Linked DNA regions of Homo sapiens: regions 1 and 3 are each linked to region 2. A link is a loop called in an ENCODE intact Hi-C map of the cell type or tissue named here. Cell type or tissue: IMR-90. All regions are shown on one strand. Links, peaks and the distances in the headings refer to the core of each region. The heading gives the core; the rest is flanking DNA.

Evidence for each region. Peaks named below come from ENCODE experiments on the same cell type or tissue, not always from the same donor. Only the 100,000 strongest peaks of a DNase experiment are listed, where the experiment ranks them.
Region 1: it touches region 2 in a loop (4-fold over the local background); 1 of 110 quality-filtered maps calls a loop at or near these places.
Region 3: it touches region 2 in a loop (2.9-fold over the local background); 1 of 110 quality-filtered maps calls a loop at or near these places.

What each region holds. Positions count from the first base shown.
Region 1 is chr3:115,853,220-115,858,155 of GRCh38, forward strand. All of the region lies in intron 3 of LSAMP (limbic system associated membrane protein), which reads right to left. All of the region lies in intron 1 of LOC124906269 (a long non-coding RNA gene), which reads left to right. Among named protein-coding and RNA genes, the nearest start is that of SNORD155, 49 kb to the right of the region's middle. In IMR-90, for the core only: no CTCF peak of the experiment used is centred there; a DNase peak (open chromatin) is centred at 2,912; H3K27ac peaks cover 956 bases.
Region 2 is chr3:116,437,654-116,442,589 of GRCh38, forward strand. All of the region lies in intron 1 of LSAMP (limbic system associated membrane protein), which reads right to left. Among named protein-coding and RNA genes, the nearest start is that of LSAMP, 5.4 kb to the right of the region's middle. In IMR-90, for the core only: no CTCF peak of the experiment used is centred there; a DNase peak (open chromatin) is centred at 2,758.
Region 3 is chr3:115,997,588-116,002,523 of GRCh38, forward strand. All of the region lies in intron 3 of LSAMP (limbic system associated membrane protein), which reads right to left. All of the region lies in intron 1 of LOC124906269 (a long non-coding RNA gene), which reads left to right. It overlaps LOC124909414 (a long non-coding RNA gene), which reads right to left. Exons shown (of 2, transcript XR_007096014.1): 1 at 3,221-4,936. Among named protein-coding and RNA genes, the nearest start is that of SNORD155, 95 kb to the left of the region's middle. In IMR-90, for the core only: no CTCF peak of the experiment used is centred there; a DNase peak (open chromatin) is centred at 2,874.

The DNA.
Region 1 (4,936 bases), core at 423-4,422, 580 kb before region 2:
AGATTCTGTTAAATTCTGTTCACAAGGATTGTATGCTAAACTGTCTTGGCAGTTGTGATCTCTGTTCTATATCAAACTACATCATCCTAGAGGCTTTTAGGCCATGGGCCAGATCCATGAGAATGTGCTGCTGATGGTGTGTTTGTGATGGACTGTGTCATCTGGGGTTTGGGGTAGGGAGTTAAATATTATTGGCTTAAAAGTTGGGATTAGGTATAGGGAGGTCCTGTTTGGAAAGATCTACATAGTTGAGTGTGTGCATTTTAGTAAAGAAATCTCAACTTAAGAAACCTTGTTTAAATTCCCCTATGTGGAGAATAATTGATTAAACCATTTTCTTCCTGAAGAGATGGAGAGAGAAATAAGGAAGAAGTAGAGAGGGAGAAAAATGAAAAGAGGAAAAGAAGGTGATTGAGGAAGGAGAAGGTGAAAGAGGAAAGAGAAGAGGAAATGAGATTGGGTAGCAGGAAGAGCCTAGCCAGAGCTTGGCCAGAAAGGCCCAAGGACTTCAACTCTAGCTAAACTGAACCCCCTCACCCCAAAATTTCAAAACTCCACTGTTACACGAGTTAGGATAGAGCAGCTGGGGAGGGTGTTAAAGAACACAGTCCTGCAATCACGATGCTCCTGGTCATTCTCTACTAAATGGTACCAGTCATTAGCTCTGCTCAAATGCTATAAGCTGTTTTCCTTTTTTTGGGAATTCCTCAATGACCAAATCAACGTAACAGACAGTTAGCAAGGAGACAAATTTACTCTAAATATGTCAGCTAAACCTGTTAACTAGGCTTCCGACAGAACATGGGGCTTCTTTGCTAGCATTCTATAACACAACTCTCTGGATATTCCAAGCTTCAAGTCTTCTCTCAATTGTCAATATCACTAGTTTTGAGGAAACTGTACAATCTTGATTAAAAAAACAGGCAAGAGTAATATAACATTATTTGGTTCTGAAGTTCTGCACATTATCTTTATCTAGCACATGCTTCTACTGAGAATGTTTTAGAATTAGTCTATAGCATATAGTTAAATATTATTATTATTATTATTATTATTATTATTATTTTTTTTTTTTTTTTTTGAGATGGAGTCCCGCTCTTTAGCCTAGGCCGGATTGCAGTGGCACAATCTCGGCTCACTGCAAGCTCCGCCTCCCAGGTTCACGCCATTCTCCTGCCTCAGCCTCCCGAGTAGCTGGGACTACAGGCGCCCGCCACTGCGCCCGGCTAATTTTTTGTATTTTTAGTAGAGACGGGGTTTCACCGTGTTAGCCAAGATGGTCTCGATCTCCTAAATATTATTTTTAAGAGGTTAATTTTTTCCTGTCTACATTTTTCTCTTCTCCTTTGCCAACATTTAAAGCAAGTACTTAGATCTGATTTTACATGTTATAGAAGTAGAATGTAGTAGAGAAGAAAACAGTAATCTCAGAAAGGGTAACTGGCCACTTTTCTGGATTAATTGGGCAGGATTTAGGATTGAAGGGGTAAAAAGATCTTTCCTGCATATTGTTTCTATGCACTAAGTGTCATGCCAACTATTTGATGCTAAGACTCTTCTAGCTGAACATAAATACCCTGAAGGCTAATGGCAACTTTGACAATTAGTTTTTTATTTAGCAGGCAGAAATAGGTATAAGCTCATTGAAAACCTAGAATGCAGAGGTAGAATAGAAAGTAAGATAGCATTATTTATTTTGAGAATAATGGTAAATTTTAATGAGAAAATAGTTAATAATAATTTCAGAATGTTTTAGTATTTCTTCTCATACTGCATATCCCCCACCCATAATCTTAATCTTGGTTGGGGACAGAGCTGTCAGTAGAAGAAGGAGAGAACAAGGATAATCTTAGAGATGGTTGGCAACACTGAATTCTTTCCAATTCCCATGAAATACCTAGAAATGGTGGATTATGGGTCCCTACTTCGCTTTTTGAATTTATAAAACAAAAACAAAAACTAAACAGTTGCAGGAGAGAGAAAGATTATTTTTAGCTGCGCCAACTAAAGCCCTACCAATTCTGGAAGATGGCACCTATGAAAGGAAATAGTAAGATGAATGACAGAAAATAAAACAATATTTATTGTGTTTGGGGCCTGGGATTCTTACATACCAATATAAGTATTAGTAATCTCATTTGTTCCTGATAAGCAGATAATAAAACATATCCTTATCAGATAAACTTTCAATCTCATGTCTCTAGAATTTCCCCTAAACTACCTGAGGATAAAAGGAGAGTTTTCCCTTAAGTGACCCACATGGGAGGCAGAGACATCATTTTTGCTTCTCCTGTGATAGCTCTCCTCCTCTCTGATGGCAGCCTCTGTCTCCAGCACACAATGTGCATAGCTATCTCAATAAAGTGGGAGCAGGCTCAAGGTGCAAACCAACTATCGGCAGGGGAAACTACACCGTATTCCATCATCCAACCAATCTCATCCAACAATTCTCCTGCTCCTTTCTTTCCTTTGCCCCGGTGTGTCCGTCCTCATGAGAGCAAATTTTCTCCAGTTCTTTCAGTTCTGACTGGCTGCTCTCAACCCAAGGGTCCTGCCAATATTTCCTTTTATTCTCTCAACCTTAAGAAGACTCTCAAGCCAGAAACTGAATTTAAAACATTCAGAGACACCCCTGGGCCCTCCCTGTTGTCATGCTTCCTTTCCCTATTCCCTGGATCCTCCAGTTGAAACTCTTGCATTCCCTGGCCCTTCCTGATTAGTCTGTTCTAGTCACACCCAGGAGACTTTTCCCACAATGCATTATCTCTACTGCTTCACTTGAGAATTTCTTACCAATTCACAGAAATTTAACAGGAAATGGGAGCTTTTCTGTTGTTGGAAAGCCAAAGCTCCAGATTGTAAGTGTTGCAGGGACCATGCCTTACTCATAATATCCTCATGAACTAGCACAGAGTTTGGCTCAGATTAGTCACTCCATAAATGTTTGTTGAGTTAGCTTGCTACAGACCCAATGCTGGTGCTTCTCCAAAATTCATATGTTGAAACTTAAGCCCCAAAGTGATGACGGTATTTGGAAGTGGGGTCTTTGGAGGTGATTAGGTCATGAAGATGGAGCCTTCATGAATGAGATTAGTGCCCTTATAAAAGAAACTCCAGGCTGGGTATGGTGGCTTACGCCTGTAACCCTAGCACTTTGGGAGGCCGAGGTGGGCAGATCACTTGAGGTCAAGAGTTCAAAACCAGCCAGGCCAACATGGTGAAACCCCGTTTCTACTAAAAATACAAAAAAATTAGCAAGTGTGGTGGCATGTGCCTGTAATCCCAGCTATTTGGGAGGCTGAGGCAGCAGAATTGCTTCAACCTGGGAGGCGGAGGTTGCAGTGAACTGAGATCGAGCCACTGCACTCCAGCCTGGGTGACAGAGCAAGACTCCATCTCAAAAAAAAAAAAAAGAAAAGAAAACAGAAACTCCAGAGAGTTCCTTTGCCTCTTCTGCCACGTAAGGACACAGAGAAAAGAGAGCTGTCTCTGAATCAGGAAGTGGGCCCTTATCAGACAGTAAATTTGCTGGCACCCTGATCTTGGACTTCCCAAGCTCCAAAACTGTAAGAAATACATTTCCATTGTTTATAAGCTACCCAGTCTATGGTATTTTTGTTATAGTAACCTGAATGGACTGAGATAAAGCTGAACTGAATTAAGAAATTCAAAGAGATACTAGAGTCATTGTCAGCACTTCATGTAGTTTAAGAGAATAGAGCTAAGTATTGAAAAGTGGCTAAGTATTTCTGTCAGAGAAGTTGGCATAAAACTCCACTGCCTTTTAATGACCCTAATAGAGTTCTCTTTTACTGGGGAAGAAAGGGTGTGCTGCATACTCTGCTGTTGAAGGACTGCACAGGGGCATCTCTGGCCATGTCCTGAGGAATTATCTGCCATGTGGAGTTATCGTTTTGGAAACCAACAGAGCTCCCTGTGGACACAGGCACGATACAATCTTAGCAAGTGCCGTTTCTTGTTTTAAGGCATGGAATACACCAGCTGAATCTTGAGTCACAAAATTCTAAAATGCACTCAGATTCTCCTGTTCCTTTCTTTCCCTTTGCCCCCACGAGCCTGTCCCCAAGAGGGCAACTTTTCTCCACTTCCTTCAGTTCTCTCTGACTGGCTGCTCTCAACCCCAGGGTCCTACCAATAATGTCTTTTATTCTCTCAACCTTAAAAAGACTCTCAGGCCAGAAATGGACACAAAACCTATGGTTTAAGTTCTCTGGTAGACGAGTTCTATGGCCACAATTTGGGTCTTTCTCTTGTCCCTATCTATTATTTTTTGCCCTTACAGAAATGTTTACTTGAAATGCAAATTTCAGTATTTTGGTATTTTAAACATCTCAACCAATTTCCACAAGCCTGCTCACATCGCTGAGTGTTATGTTTATTCTGGGATCTAGTGTTTAGTTTAAATCTCCCTTTGCTTAATGTGTTTTTGTGTCTCCTGGCAATATTCAGCTACCAGGCTAAATAACTTCTCATCCTCCTCAGTGTATGCACCTTTTAAACTCTTGCACATAATTAGCATATCCCTTCTTAGTCACTGTTTACTCAAGTTGTACATATTAGTTCTTTTAATATTTCTTCATAAGTCAGAAAGAAGGGCCTAGAGCTAATGGCAAGAGAAAAGTGTTCTCTCCTGTGTTCCCCAATGTGGAGGCAAATCAGCCAGGAATAACTCCAATTAAAGCATGCCAGGTGCTGCCTTCTGAGTACAGTGCCTTCGGAGTTCCATGCTTTAGTGAGCCCTGTAGTTGCTATGCAAAATGTTGACTGATTTAGATTTATAAGGTCAACCAGGCATTTGTAAAAAGGAGCCATTTGAAATTAAATATATTTCCATGGTGCTGCTTTCTCTCATTCCCTTTCTTTCTCTCCTCCCTCTCCCTCCTTCCGTCCTCCCATCTCTCTCTCTCTCTCTCTC
Region 2 (4,936 bases), core at 315-4,314:
GGAGGAAGGGAGAGAAGGGAAGGGGAGAGGAGAGAAAAGGAGAGGAAGGAAGAGGAGAGAAAGACAATTTTAAGGATACATTTATGTATAATAAAAATGGCATTTCATCAGATAAAATGAAAACCAAAAAGGTAATCTCAGTGGTACTGTGAAATGAAAATTAAAATACATGAGTTCTAATTCTCAATTGATCACTCAAGTTTTTGGATAACGAACTAAATTTTTCTCTTCTCAGTTAAAACACTTTAAAATGAGATGGTGGACTGCCTAATCTCCAAGGCCTTTCCTATTCTACATATCTATGAGGTTTTCCTACAGTAATTAACAAAATCTGAAGTAAAGTGTTTTATTTTGTAAAGGTTAATCACACATTAACTGGAGATTAAGTTTTAATTACAGGTAACTACAAAAAAAAAAAAAAAAAGTCTACTTGCCCTGCACTCCTGATAAGAAACTCAACTATATCGTAAGATACTTGTGACTTTAAAGGACTTGAAATGACATAATAAAAACATCGTAGTGCAAATGGCCTGTGTATAGCATAGAAATAAGAATAAAAGGCTTGTTTTCTTACATTTTTAAAATTTTCTAAAAGTTATATCCTGCTGTAAATATATGACTATAGTCTTAAGAGTTTATAGTTTATACCATTATAGAGTTTATACAATACTTTGATACATACAATATCATTTGATCATAAAAATAGCTTGTGTAGTAGGCAAAAATAGTTGTCAGTTATCTTTATTTAATAAATTACAGTATTTCATGCTATTAAGAGGTTGATCTTCTGACTACTTGTTGACCATTTTGAACTTATTACATCCTTTATGAAAAGTCTTTATCTATGACATAGGCTTTTCTATAAGTTTCAACTAAAGAGAAATCACTATATAAAATTGAGATGAATTATACAATTATTTAGCAAATCACATGTTCATATATATAAGTGCACAGAATTTACTGTGCTTGAATATGTTGGCACAGAAGCCAGTTTCCTTGTCTAAATATTGTCTGTTTTCTCCCTTAGTGATAGCATTAGAAGCAACAACAAAAACAACTTAGAACAGTTCTGTACCTTGTCTAACCCAAATGAGAGACAGCACAGAATAATAAGCTTTATGTTATTTCCATAGACGTTATGTAAATCTGATCCATATTAAATAAAGTCACCCCATTTTCCATGGCTCATAAGGATGAAATTGTGTAACAAACAAATGGGTTTATGGTGGTCTATTTCCTCTCTCCCGTTTGAATTTGTTCATCTTTGGCTACTGATATATTTCTCAAACGATACAATGTGACTCCAATTTTTTTACTGATATCTATTTAGTGCTGCCCTGAAAGTGATCTGTAAAGGAGACTCCTTATCCAGTTAGGCATTGGTTTTTACCTCTATGTACATAGCAGAATCATTAAAAAACAAAAGAACGACAACCTGTGCCCAGTCCCTTCCCCAAACAAACTACATCAGAATTTCTGAGAAGAGAGGATATGTGGCAGCAGTATTTTTTAGAAGTTCCCCAGCTGATGGTACTGTGCTCCCGTGGCTGTGAAGTATCGAATGCAGTGCTTCTCCAACCTCAATATGCTAGCGAATCGCTTGGAAGTCTTATTAAAATGTGGACTTTGATTTAGTCCCTCCAGCATAGGTCCTGAGATTTTGTTGTTTTTTTTTTTTAATGCAACTATGTGATACTTAAGATGCCCACCTGTGGATCACACTTGTAGTATCCTGTAGTATCAGCATCACCTGAGAACTTGTGAGAAATGCAAATTCTCAGACTTACCAGGGACCTACTGACTCAAAAACTCTAGCGATGGAGGTCAAGCAATCTGCTATAGCAAGCCCTCCACATACACACTGAAATTTGAGACACACTGGCCTAAAAAAAAAGAAAAAAGAAAAAAGAATTCTCTGAAGTCTAAATAACTGGCTGTATGTGGTTGAAAAGCCGTTGATTGTTTACATTTGTGTAGCACTTTATAATTCAACAAACTTCTACCTTACCTCCTGTGAACGTCTTAAAACAACCCTGTAGGGTAACTAAAATAGATAGTTTCAGCATTTTTATTTATTTATTTATTTTTGAGACGGAGTCTCGCTCTGTCGCCAGGCTGGAGCGCAGTGGCGCGATCTTGGCTCACTGCAACCTCCGCCTCACGGGTTCAAGCGATTCTCCTTTCTCAGTCTCCTAAGCAGCTGGGACTACAGGTGGGCGCCACCACGCCCAGCTAGTTTTTGTATTTTTAGTAAAGATGGGGTTTCACCATGTTGGCCAGGATGATCTCAATCTCTTGACCTTGTGATCCCCCCGCCTCAGCCTCCCAAAGTGCTGGGATTACAGGCGTGAGCCACCGCACCCAGCTGACAGTTTCAGCATTTTGTAAAGGAAAATGAAGCTCAAAGTATTCAAGAGACTTGCTTAAAGTTACAGCATGCAAGGATAGATCCAAATTCAGAGCCCAGATCTTCTGAGTCGTACAAACTAAGAGGTAGGACATTGAGAGAAAAACAGGGCCAGTGGCTATAAGCTGTAAATTATGCCCTGGAGGAGGGATATCTCTGAGGCTCAGATGATGACAGGGAGAGGGACAAGGATATTGAGGCAACCTCCTATCAGGGGAGTCACAGCCCTTTGTATTTGGCACTCTCAGAGACCAGGGTAAAATGCACTAATCCTTTTTGGGCAGAGTTTGCTGTTATGTGGAATCAGCTTTGAGAAACACAAAGGTTTAACCCTCACCAGTGACTCAGTGGATGAGTCAGTCACCTTTGGTTCTTTCCACAATTCTACAAATACGTCATTCTAAGTCAAACCACATAAAATAAAAATCTCCTGTGTATTGTATGTGTGTATAAACCCACTTATATGTCCCATACTTACAGAAACACAGGTGGCCACAATTTGCTTTTCTTGCGAGATTTGCCCACTCTGTTTCTCAGGCCATAAATGACAACAAATGATAAAGCTCACAGGTACATAAATATTCTTTAACAAAATGTATATAATATGCCATATTCCTAGATGATATATAGTATGCTATACTCCATCATTTACTAAGTATATTTGATAAAGGATTTATCTGCAATGCACGATCCTTACAGTATCAGGGCTAACCAACAAATTTTGATAACATTTAGTGATTTAACTACAGAAAAAGAAAATTTCATGATGGTCACAAACTTACCCAGTAGGCCCATGCCCACAGTTTGTTTCAAATAGTGAATTGTAAGTCATAGAAAATCACATATCGTATCAAGAATTTGAGGGTTGACACTTCATTAGTGAATATTGCCATTCCACATGATTTACAGAAGATAAACAGAAATTTGAACAAGATCTTTATATTTCACTATCAAATAATCAAATCTCCTTTTGTTGTTTCTTCTTTTCCCCCCTTGGTGTAGAAACAAACAGGGAATTAAAGACCCCAACTTTGAAAAAACTAAACATTAGCTATTCTTCATTTAGATACTTAGTTTCCTTGGGAATCTGTAATACTTGTTAGGTACGCTAACATTTAACTGGGAACAATGTTATTATCATTAAAAGTATTATAATATCCTGTAAACATCAGATAGGGTCAGAATTGTGAGCTAAATAAAATTTTATTACCTTGAATTTAGAATATTTAAAATCACAAGTGTGAAGTCCCTGTATTTTATCACATGCCTACTTGTTTTATATCCAGATACGCATGTGTATGTACGTTTTACAAAGTTGCCTTATGAATAGATATGTGATAATATAATGTATTATAAAACTAACATGGTTCTTTGTGGCCAAATATTTTATTATTATCTTTTCAGAAATCTGCCACTCATGTTGAAAATATGGTCAGTAGGACTATTAAAAATGAAATTTTAAAGGTTGGTTTGAAATACCCTCTATTTCTGCTATTCTTTGACTTGTAAGAGAACTATTAATACATAGTCTCAACCTTCCAATATTAAGCAGGAGGTGAATCTCTATGGGTATGAGGGTAGGAGGGAAGAAACAGTGTTAGAAACTTATCCTGTAATTGAACTCTTACTCCTGTGGGAGCTGGTAATGAGGCAGGTAGACTCTGTTTAGAAAAGCACCTGAGGCAGCTTCATGACTGAAGTCCTGCGGATAAGCGTGTCTCACTCTTTCCTGTACACACAAATATAAATGCAGATTCTGGTTGTTCTATTTAGGGAGGACCGCCAAGGCTGCTGCTGCTGCCGCCACTACTCTGTGAATCACACTTTGATTCTTTGTCCCTGGGACAGAAGTTGGTATTGTGGTTATCTTTAGTTCTTTATATAATTTCTCACACAGGTCTGTAATCTCCTCTAGAAAATAATTGAGTTAGGTATGTATACATGAAGCTACCTCTCTTTCCCTCCAATTTTGTCACCATAATTATATAGTTTTTATTATTTTCAAAATGATAGAAATTGAGGGCAAGACCTGAAGCCTAGTGTGCACTCTCCTATCTGATGCATAATTACACTAAAGATCATAATTATACAAAAATGAGCATCAATCCCCAAAAGAAACTCTTGTTTCACAGAAAACTTTAAGTCAGTGAAGGTAAATGTTTTGGGGACAGACAGCCAAACTCCTGTCACTGGATTACCAGAATTACAAACCTCCCTTGTCTCCTGTTGCCATCTCATATCATTCGGGGCCACAAACTCACTAAGAGAATTATTTTTTTCTCCTAGCCATTTCACTTTCTCGGTGCCAGACATCTACTGTGGCTTCCAATGAATCAAGTTCTCCTTCCTTTCCTTCCCTGAAAGCTCATGCACCCAGTAAAATGTCACAAATAAAGTGAAAACACACCTTTCCCAGGCTGGCCTTATAAGCAGAAAGCAAGAGCACCATTCTTCACCAGGAAACTGACCCAGAAAGCTTACCGGTTTTAAAGAGATTGAGAAGAAGGTCAGCTAAGAAGACAAAGGGAA
Region 3 (4,936 bases), core at 423-4,422, 440 kb before region 2:
GCATAGGAGATACAGCAAGTGCAAAGGCCCTGAGGTTGGAAGGATCTTGGTAAGCTTGGGGAATACAAGGCAGGACTGTGTAGCTAGGGTGGGGTTTCTCAAGAGGGAAACTATTGACATTTTGGGATATATATATATATATATATATATATATATATATATATATACACACACATACATACACACACATATATTTAAATATATACATGCATACATTTAAATATACTAATATATGTATTTTATATATTAGAATATATATTATGTATTTTATATATTAGAATATACAATATACATTATTATATATTCTAATATATAAAATACATATATACATATAATAGCTATACATATAATATTAAAAATATTATATATTATATAATACTTCTATATATCGTGTGTGTGATATGGGGCTTTTCTGTGCATTGTAATTTCAGCAGCATCCTTGGCCTCAACCCACTAGATGCTGGTTTTACCTTCCTGGCTGTGACAATCAAAAAATGTCTCCAGCCATTGACACACGTCTCCTGGGAGGCAAAATCATCCCTAGTTGACAACCACTCAACTAGGACACAGTGAGAGGGGGAGAAAGATAGGAGGGTGGGGTGATAGAGAGTGACCAAATTATGTAGGGCCATAATAATCCCTGGATTTCATTTCAAGAGATTCTGGAAGTCACTGGGGGGTTTTAACTGGGGTAAGGGGTAAATATGATCTGATTTATGTTTTCAAAAAGGCTCTATCATGGCTGGGTAGGGAATAGGGGGTGTGGAAAGTAGAAGAAAGTATACCAGTGGGTGGATTGCTGAATAGTCTAGCAGAGAGATGATGGGATTGAACTGGTGTTTAGCAGCTAGGATAGTGAGAACATGTTGAATTCACAAAGTGTAATGGGAGAAGCCCTGATGGGACTTTCAGTGGTCACTAGACCACACTCAGAAAAACAACATCCTTGACCCTTGCATTGTCCTTGACCCAGAAGTGCTGTCATCACCTGGAAGCTTAGATGTACCATCTCAGGCCCCACCCAGAGATGCTGAATCCGAATCTCATTTTACTAAGATCACCAGGTGACTGATATGCAGGTGAAGTTTGAGACACACAAGTCTAAGCTAAGTTTCTCGTTTTACTTATTAAAAACATAGATGCTTTGAGACGAAGAGTGATCTATATAAGGTCACACAGACAATCAGGAGCAGAGTCAGAACTGGAACCCAGTTCTCCCATCTCCCGCCCGTGTTCCGACAGCCTGCCTGGTAGGATAACATCTATCTCCTCTTAGGGTCCTTACTTAAGAGAGCCAGGAATTATAAGTCTGTCCCTCAATTCTCATAGGATGAGGAAAAGTCACCCTTCAAAAAATAAAAGATTGAAATTCCTCCAGGGAGGAAGAATGAAAGACCCATGGTATCAATTTAAAGCAAAAAGCATTTAAAAACCAATTACCAAGCTGTGTTGCTGCTGCTCATGGGGCTGTCATCCTTTCCCAGCTCAGAGTGTTAATACTGAAAATACAAAACAAATCCCTTGAAAAGCGATGCCAGGATTGGCTTGTGGGCAACGATGATGAGGCTTTGAGATCAGCCTTTGCAAAGAGGGCTGCTCAGCTGCATATTCAGTGACAGGAATCTTCCGAATCACAAGCAGCAGGATTTGCAACTTGAACAATGTTTCTTTTCCCTCCATGGGAAGAGAGATTTTGGAAAGCTGAATATCAGTGTTCCCCTTGTCTTTATCATTCTCCTCTCTGGCTACCCTAGACTTGCTGCTTTGTTATCCCCCAAGGACACGGGCCATTTGTCAAATTCTCTTCTCCTCAAAACCTAAAGCACAAAATAGCTACTGTCCTTTCTGGCAGCTCCTGCAGAGCTAATATGTTGTGCTTATCCTAATATGTGGACCCCGTCATGTCCTAAATTAAAGAGCCTGGTTTGAAGGATGAGCTTCAGGGGAAAGAGGAATAAAACAAAAAGATTCAAATCCCTGAGGCTACCATTCATGGGAAAAGGTACCCATCTCCATCTCTAAACCTTGGACATGTGAAGGAAGCCCTGTTTCCTTAGAATCCTGAAGGTGGTTTGGTAAACCACTTCTGCGAAGGGTTTTTTCCATTACCTGGAATTAGCAGGTTACTGAAGGGCAGATAAACTAATCGCTGTATGAGCACAGTGGTTGGTGGGGAGGGAGGCTGCCTCGGGCTCTCATGGGAAGGAGGAAAAAGCTGAATGCCTTTCCTAGGACTGGGTGTGAAACTGCTCCTCTCAGTTGGAGACTGGCCCCTGCAAGCACACAGCTTCTGCCACTGCACAGCTGTCAGCTGCCATTAGCAGGTTCCTGACAAGAACATGTGGCGTTCCCCAGTCATTCTCCCCAGCAACTCAAACTGGGCAGTGATGCAGGGGTATGTGTGGTGTGTGTGTTTGTGTGTGTGCATGTATCTGTGCACACTGGGAAGAGACAACAAAGAAGAAAGAGAGATTAAACAATGGTTTCTGGACTCAGATAATTACCCAGTATCAAGAGAAGATTCAAGCCAGATTTTCTCTCTTGGTATTAGGGACTTTGGGTAAGTCACTTAATGCCTCTACTCTTTGTTTTCCTGCACCAACTGAGAATAGCAAAAATCTATGATTTATACACTCCTTTGTAAGTGCCAGGCTCTATGCTAGAGCCCACTGTGGAAACCATCTCACTTAATCATCACAACAACCTGACGATACAAGAACTATATATGTATATATATTTGCAGATGAGAAAACTGAGACTTGAGAAGGTTAAGTAAATTTCCCCAGAACCCCTAGATAGGGATGATGGAACCAGAATTCCATGGCAGACTATGTGACTATGAGTCATCATGAATCAGCAGCTGTACCTCCTCAAACGCGGATGGCCACCTCACTGTGTGTTTGAGTGATCAACCAAAGCCATGTGTGGGAAAGCACCTGGTACACTGAGGGCTGCACCAATGTCAGCAACTGCTATTTAAAGAACTCAACATTAGCTTATTCATTCACTGAGTACTTGTTGTGGACCTGGTTCTGTTCTATGAATTATAACACATGGAGAAGGGGAGTGAGGAAAGACGATATTGGCTCTTCCTTCAAGTAACACATGTTATCAGGTGTTGGCAATAAAAATGTTGTATCTGTATGACAGGTTCATAACCCTGAAGTCGAGGACACCCCACATGCTCACCAAATGAGACTAAAGCAAAACACCTGCTTACCTAACCCCTTTTCTAGTAGAGACCACTGATGAGGAGTTCTCATGTCAGCATTCTAAGAGCTGCATTTAAGAGTAACCATGGGACCTCCTTTTATCTCTCATTCTATTTCTGTTGTCATGGTGTTTCAAAGCAAATACCTGAAATGAGTAAATTTTAATTCTGAAACAGTTATGCAGTTTTCCCAAAGTTGTAATTTAACAGGCATAATCAAGGCACTATATCATAGTAAATGATGGTTTATCTGGTGCTCATCACCTAGAAATATTATTACTAGCGGGTGCTTCTGTGCTTCAATGGTACAATGATAATTGATGTTCACAATGATTACCCCGAGGCAGTGCAAGTTCCTAAAGTGCTTTGTGGATCATACAAAAAAAGAAAAGAAAAAAAGGAAAAGAAAAAAACAGAAAAGCTTCCTTTGTCATTTTTTGCATTACAGTTGAACATAATACAATTCTTTGAATATTAGTCACCAGTAATAAAATATGTGCTAACATCACTGATCAGAGCATTTCAATTCCCCATTATACACCATTATGCCAAAAAAAGGAATTCTGTACAGGCATATATTCCGTATCTTTTATTTCCTTCCAGAAAAGCTCAAGCTAATTTTACATAACTGAGTGTCTGCCCATGAAGAACTCTGAGGGGAAACTGCTTGTGTTAGTTTGTTATTGCTATGCAAACTCAGTGGCTTAAAATAATATAAGTTTATTATCTTAGAGTCCTGGAGGTGAGAAGTCCAAAATGGGTCTCACTGGGCTACAGTCCAAATGTCAGCAGAGCTGAGCTCCTTCTGGTGGTTTGAGGGGGAGAATCTGTTTCCTTGTCTTTTCCAGTTTCTGGAAGCTGCCTGCAGTCCTTGGCTGTGGCCGCCTTCTCCATCTTCACACCAGCAGTGTAGTATCTTCAAGTCTCTCTCTCTAACTACAACCCTCACTTCCATCTTCACATTCCCTTGGCACTCTGACCTTCCTGCTTCTCTCTGATAAAGATCTTTGTGATTACATTGGGCCTATCCAAATAATCTAAACTAATTTGTTCATCTTTAGATTTTAACTTAATTACATCTGCAAAGTCCCTTTTGCCATGTAAGGTAGCATATTCACAGGTTTCAGAGGTTCAAATATAGACATCTTTGGGGGGTCATTATTCTGTCTATCACCCTCCTCTTAACGAACTTTTCATCACAATGTTATCCTTTTCTTTCTTTTCTCTTTGACTTTAACTTTTGAAACAATATCATCTTTCTATAGATGATGAGTTAGAGTGATCCTGAAATCAAAATTATAGAATTCCATAAGGTCATGGGAATCAAGCTCACACAGAAGCTCTGCTAATATTTGTCAGATTCTCACCTTGCCCTGGTCCAAACCAGCAGGAGACAGGCTCCCCTGGCAATTGCCCACTCCACTGTGTGTGGCTTACTAACACTTATGCCCTAGAGAGGGCAGTTGCTTAGTCTTCTGTTTCCTAGAGCTTGCATTTAAAGATGAGAAGAACTTGAAGTTAGAGCATAAAAGGAAAAAAAAAGATGAAGAATATTTTCTTGGTGCCAGACACTGGAGAACACACGGGGATATTAGGAAGGAGAAATGCAAAGGCAGAAAGCCAGGCTGAAAGAAGCTTTGGATGCCATCTGACAGGCCTTTTGAATGCGCAGTTTTGGTTGTCTTCCCAGCTGCACCACATACCCCTACATCCCTCTGTACATTG